Linked DNA regions of Homo sapiens: region 2 is linked to region 1. The links are chromatin loops, found by intact Hi-C in ENCODE. Cell type or tissue: CD14-positive monocyte. All regions are shown on one strand. Links, peaks and the distances in the headings refer to the core of each region. The heading gives the core; the rest is flanking DNA.

Region 1 (2,911 bases), core at 211-2,710:
AGTCAGCCTTTGCCAACATGTTCCGCTGGAGTGCCTGCACCCTAGACTGAGGGGCCACTCGTACCTGAGGTTTTGCCCTCTTTTTTCAGTTACCAGCCACACAATTTGTCACTGCATCTGCCCACAGGGCCTTGACCCTTCCACACTCTCCTGGGAGACAGGAAGAAGGAACGGAGGTGACCTGCCAGTCTTAAAAATCTACCTGGGGACTGGCACTATGGGGAGCAGGCCACCCACTTGTGAAGGGTTGTTCAGCCTGTCATTGGCCTCCAGTTTTCTCTCCTGCCACCAAGGCACATCAGCACAGCTGGAGTCAGCATGCACAATGACAAGTAATGAGCACACATGCCTCATCAAAAGGATAATCAAAAGAAGAGGTCCGATCCAAGAAAAACCAACGTGATCCTCTCTAATGAATGGTCCCCACAGTGGCATTCAGCTCTAGAAGGGCAGGGAACTTCCAGCTGGCTGTAGTTTAGCTCTGTACTCTCCTTACCCAAGGTAAGCCAAGAGTGAGGCAGGCTGAAAAGAATGTATGAGCATTCCCTGGCCAAGATGGGAAAAAAAGCACCACTCTGAAGCAAGAATTGACCCTGCCCTCCAAGGCTGCCCCAGCTACCACCCCCTGGACCATGGGACAGCCTGTGCTGCCTTGTCCAAACAAGCATGTGTGCAAAGCAGCCCACAGCAAAGCCAAACAAACAGCTTGGCAGATAAGACCCCAAGGCTCTACCAAGCAAACGAGGTTCAATCTCAAAGCTTAGTTTGGTTCCGTCCCTTGCACAGGTTAATGGGACCAAGAGTCACCTTAGGAATTATGCAGCACAGAGATGCCTGATATAAAGAGGCCAATATAGAATGCATAATAGGGCCAAGCCCCTAAGACTCTCCCAGAAATCAGTTTCTAGATTCTACAGATGATGCTTTCCATCTGCTTTACAGTTGCCAAAGCAAATCACGTTTATTCTAAAAACAGATAAGGGCTTGCTCACACCAATCAAAAGCAGGTTTTTATCTACTATTAGTAGGCTGCCTCTTCAGCAGAGACTATCGTGTTCCCCAGCCAGGCTAACTGGCATTAAACCACTTATAAGTACCCACTAACAAGCTAGGTACCCTGGGGAAACTGGACACAAACAAAGCATGGGCCCTGTTCCTTAGCATCTTGCAATGTGGATGGCGAGAAAAGATGCACATATTTGGAGATGACTTGAGATGGCAGTGCAGTCACACTGGCAGGAGAGCCAGGCTTGTGACGCAGGTCTGTGAGTGCCGGAAGCACTGGGCAGAGTCGGCCAGCGCCCTGCAAATCCAACCAACAGAACAAAACTAGCCAGCAGAGGCTTAAGAGGCTGAGAAGCTGAGCTGTTTGTCTTAGGTTGGTAGCCCAGGGTGAATACAGCTATCTCTGGCCAGGCATGTAGCACAGCACAGAGTTGATGAGATCTAGTCCAAGAGCTACTCTGCTTGGGTTCAATTCCTGGCATGGCCACCTAGGTCCCTCATGTGATCTCTCTGTGCCTCCATAGCCCCATCTGTAAAATGGAGACCAATAAACAGCATGCATATCATAGGCATGTTGGGAAAAATGTCAGCACAGTGGCTGGCATGTAGGAAATGCTTGATAAATGTTGGCTATTATCCTGAATCTAAACTTCTAAAGGGGTTCCCTTTTGTTTATGGCAGGAATCAGAATATCCACTCTGAGTCCAAAGACAGATTATGTAGCTCAAAGTAATTTTCATGTTAAATTAGATTTTCTTGGGTGGTAGTGGGGGAGGGCTTAGAATCCTATGAACATGGCATAAGTCAAAAGAGACTGTGACTCAAAGTAAAGGCCATTGTAATCCCAACAAATGCAAGGGCTAGAAACAGAATGAGGCCTGCTTTTCCTGCCAGGGAACAGCAACTGTAGTATCCGAGCAGGGAAGGGAATTAGGCACCAATGAGAAAGCACATCAGCCATGATATCCCAGAACAGCTAGCAGCAGGGCACAAGCCCAACTCCCTGCTGGCAGGACCCCCTCTTCATCCTTCACTGCTATATCCAGATTCCTCCCCAGCACTCGTGCCCTGTCTGGGGAGGACACTTAAAATATTCCTCACAGACTAGACACCAACACCTAACTTTTCTCAGGTCCTCCTAAAGCCAATCCCCTCCCGTCTTCCACTCTTTCCAGAACTTGAGCACATGGGACAGTTCTAGAATGTGCTTGCCTGTGGGAAGCACAGTCTTTCTTTGCCTTCCAGTTGGCCTGCCCTTCTGCCCCCTTCCTTTCAACATCAATGTCCCTTCTGAGGGAGGGCACTGCCATTATGGGAGCGAAGAAGGGGTCGTTGAGTCACCCCCACCTCCTCCACCCACCTTGCCTTGGCCTCTCCGGCTCAGAACACAACACAACTCTGAAGAAGTGGATGCTACTGGGCACGGTCCAGACCTGGGGGTGGCTGCAGATTTCAGAAGCCTTCCTACTTCTCATTTTTTCCTTAAGGGGAGGCATCTGCCCATGTCCTGAGTCAGGGGGATGTTTGGGTTAAGTTCCACAGGGCATCCAGTGACAGCAGACCTTCTATGTGTCCGGATTCACTAGCTGGGCAAGCTGACCTCTTCAATGGTCCACTTACTCATCAGATGGATACGTAGAAATGGTTAAATGAGATCATGAATGTGAAGCACATAGAGTTTGAGCCATGATGGCCATCCGCCTAACTGACCACCATTATTATCTATATGGCTATGGTGACTGGTGTCTAGTTTTCTATTCGTTCATTAAACGAACATTGACATATTTTTCTAGCATCAACCATGTTTCTGGCACACAGTGGTAACAGACAAACGTGGTCCCATCCCTCGAGGAATTTAGGGTCTAGTTGGGGAGTGATATGGTTTGGCTCTGTGTCCCCACCCAAA
Region 2 (2,911 bases), core at 299-2,798, 300 kb after region 1:
CACTCTCTCCAGGCTTCTTGCACAGGCACAGCCTGAAACAAATATTTTATGGCCTCTTAAAAATATGTTATTGAAGACATAGAAAAATGATTATGATATGCTAAATGAAAAGAGGCAATACGATAATTATAGCACTGCCAAAATCATTACCAAAAAGACATGAAGGAAAAATTGTAAAATGTTTCCATAATGGACAATTATAATGCATTATTAAAAGTAATGTACTTTTATTATGAAAATAATAGAATTGTACATAGATATGTAAATAGTAAAAATCCATTAGCCATGAACATATCCACACCCTTCTTGAACCTATGTTTTCAGTCTTTACCATGTATTGCTCTAATATTACCCAGTATCTGTATCTGCTGGGTTTCTCAGTATCGAACAATAGGAACCAATTCTGGCTCTCTTAAGCAAAAAAGGAACTTACTGGAAAGATATTAGATGGTTCTCAGAATTGACCAGAAGGCTGGACAAGCAGGCCTGAAAACTGACAATGGCCAAAGGAGGAGAGGCTGCATAAATAGACTGGCCTGGACCCCAGCACTGATCACAGAAATCACTGCCAGATGTCACCTTCAACACCTGGACTCTTATCTCTCTGACCTCCAGCCTTTACACCACTCACTCAAGTTTCAAAGTCACCAAGCCTAGATTGTGTGCCCATGCCAGAATACACCAGCAAGCAGAGATTCCCAGGTTATCCAGTGACTGGGTTACAGAGATGCTACGTTATTGATAACTTCAGCTCAGGGTGGGCCTTGAGTGGTTACAGCCACCAGAACTGGTCCCTTCCAACAGTGAGCAGTCTTGTGCATTCAGAGTACCATACACATCTTATTTTCTGTGCATGGCATAACATGAAAATGTTTAGGACACATTGCCCTAGTGGAAAAGGGCCACTGGTGCCCACAGTAGAGGATTTTCCATACTAGGAAAGATACTAGGAAAGAGGTAAGATGCTGACCAGCCTGTTTCAGTCAATGCCCATGACAGTATCCTTCTGAGTACTGGAAAATGTTATGGCAATGTGTGCCAAGATCTATAGTATGGTTTTAGGGTCTGGATTAGTTATCTATGGCTGCAGAATAAATAATCCTCAAATTTAGTGGCTTAAAATAACGTTTATTATCACACATTTTCTGTGGGTCAGGAATCTGGCACAACTTCACTGGATCCTCTGCTTCAGGGTCTCTCATGAGCATTAAAGGTGTCAGTTGGGGTTGCAGTCATCTCAAGACTTGACTGGGGAAGAATCCACTTTCACACTCACTGATGTGGTTATCACACTCATTGATGCAGTTCCTTGAGGGCTGCTGGACTAAGGGATTCAGTTTCTTGTTGGCTATTGGCCAGAAGTGGCCCATGATGCCTTGCCACATGGGCACCTTCAACATGGCAGCTTGCTTCATGAAAGCATGCAAGCCAAGGCAATCGTGGCAAGACAAAAGTTACAGTGTTTTGTAACCCAACCACGGAAGTGACATCCCATCACTTTTGCCATATGTTTGTTAGAAGTGAGTCATCAGTTTCATCCCATATTCAAGGGGAGGGGATTACACAAGGCTATGAACACAAGAAGGTGAGGATCATTGAAGGCCGTCTTTGGAAACTGACTCATACAGGGTCCTTGTAACTTCCAGTGACCCTGGGGAACTGCACTTGCCACATTCACATCAAATATGGATTCTAGACCAGGGATCAGCAAACTTTTTCTGTAACAGGTTAGATAGTGAATATTTTAGGCTCTGCGGAACATAGTTACCTGTCGCAACTACTCAATTTTGCCATTGTAAATGAAAGTAACCATAGATGATACATAAACAAACGGGCATGGCTGTGATCCCGCAAAACTTTATTTACAAACATAGGGAGCAGCCTGGATTTGCCCTACAGGCTTCAGTTTGTGATTCCTGTTCCAGACTATTACATCAACGTTCCTTATAAACCATTCTCAACACTAAAAATGAAAGCCAAGTCACTAGCAATGAAATCCTAGGAGTCAACAAATTCATTTTATTACCCACAATGCGTGCTGCACTCCAGTGTCCGAGGCAGCCTGATGCCACACGAATGGAGTAAGCATATTTCTGCACGTAGTGTGGCAAATTCAAATGGATGACAAATGGCTGAACAATGTTAGTAAACTATAGCAATAAAGGGTCCAAGTTTGGGAAAGTTCTCAGTCAGCATTTATGAAGCACCTGTTATGTTGGAACCCTGGGTCCTGTCTTCTCTAGGCAGGGAATGAAGAAAAGAGGCAAGACAGATTACAAAGAAAAACAGCAGTATGGAATCTACTTCTTCGGTGAACAGTCTAGTTGGAAAGTGATACGGTTTTGAGAGATGACAGCATGTTGGGAGCCCTCGCTCACTCTGGGTGCCTCCTCGGCCTCGGCACCCACACTGGCCGCGCTTGAGGAGCCCTTCAGCCCGCCGCTGCACTGTAGGAGCCCCTCTCTGGACTGGCCGAGACTGGAGCCGGCTCCCTCTGCTTGTGGGGAGGCGTGAAGGAAGAGCTGCGGGCGGAAACCGGGGCTGTGCGCGGCGCTCGCGGGCCAGGGCAAGTTCCGGGTGGGCAGGGGCTCAGCAGGCCCCGCACTCGGAGCGGCCGCCTGGCACCGCCGGCCTCAGGCAGTGACGGGCTTAGCACACGTGCCAGCAGCTGCAGAGGGTGCGCCGGGTCCCCCAGCAGTGCCGGCCTGCCGGCGCTGCGCTGGGATTCTCACCGGGCCTCAGCTGCCTCTCCGCGGGGCAGGGCTCTGGACCTGCCAGCCCGCCATGCCCGAGCCTCCCCACCGCCATGGGCTCCTGCACTGCCCGAAGCCTCTCCGACAAGCGCCGCCCCTTGCTCCGTGGCACCCCGTCCCGACTGCTCAAGGGCTGAGGAGTACGGGTGCCCGATGCG

Evidence for each region. Hi-C counts contacts between places; a loop is a spot of excess contacts. Peaks named below come from ENCODE experiments on the same cell type or tissue, not always from the same donor. Only the 100,000 strongest peaks of a DNase experiment are listed, where the experiment ranks them.
Region 2: it touches region 1 in a loop (2.9-fold over the local background); 2 of 110 quality-filtered maps call a loop at or near these places.

The regions. Positions count from the first base shown.
Region 1 is chr6:13,413,075-13,415,985 of GRCh38, forward strand. All of the region lies in intron 1 of GFOD1 (Gfo/Idh/MocA-like oxidoreductase domain containing 1), which reads right to left. Among named protein-coding and RNA genes, the nearest start is that of GFOD1-AS1, 72 kb to the right of the region's middle. In CD14-positive monocyte, for the core only: no CTCF peak of the experiment used is centred there; a DNase peak (open chromatin) is centred at 1,257; H3K27ac peaks cover 837 bases.
Region 2 is chr6:13,714,236-13,717,146 of GRCh38, forward strand. No RefSeq gene overlaps it. Among named protein-coding and RNA genes, the nearest start is that of RANBP9, 3.9 kb to the left of the region's middle. RefSeq lists an enhancer at 1,362-1,656. In CD14-positive monocyte, for the core only: no CTCF peak of the experiment used is centred there; a DNase peak (open chromatin) is centred at 1,506; H3K27ac peaks cover 349 bases.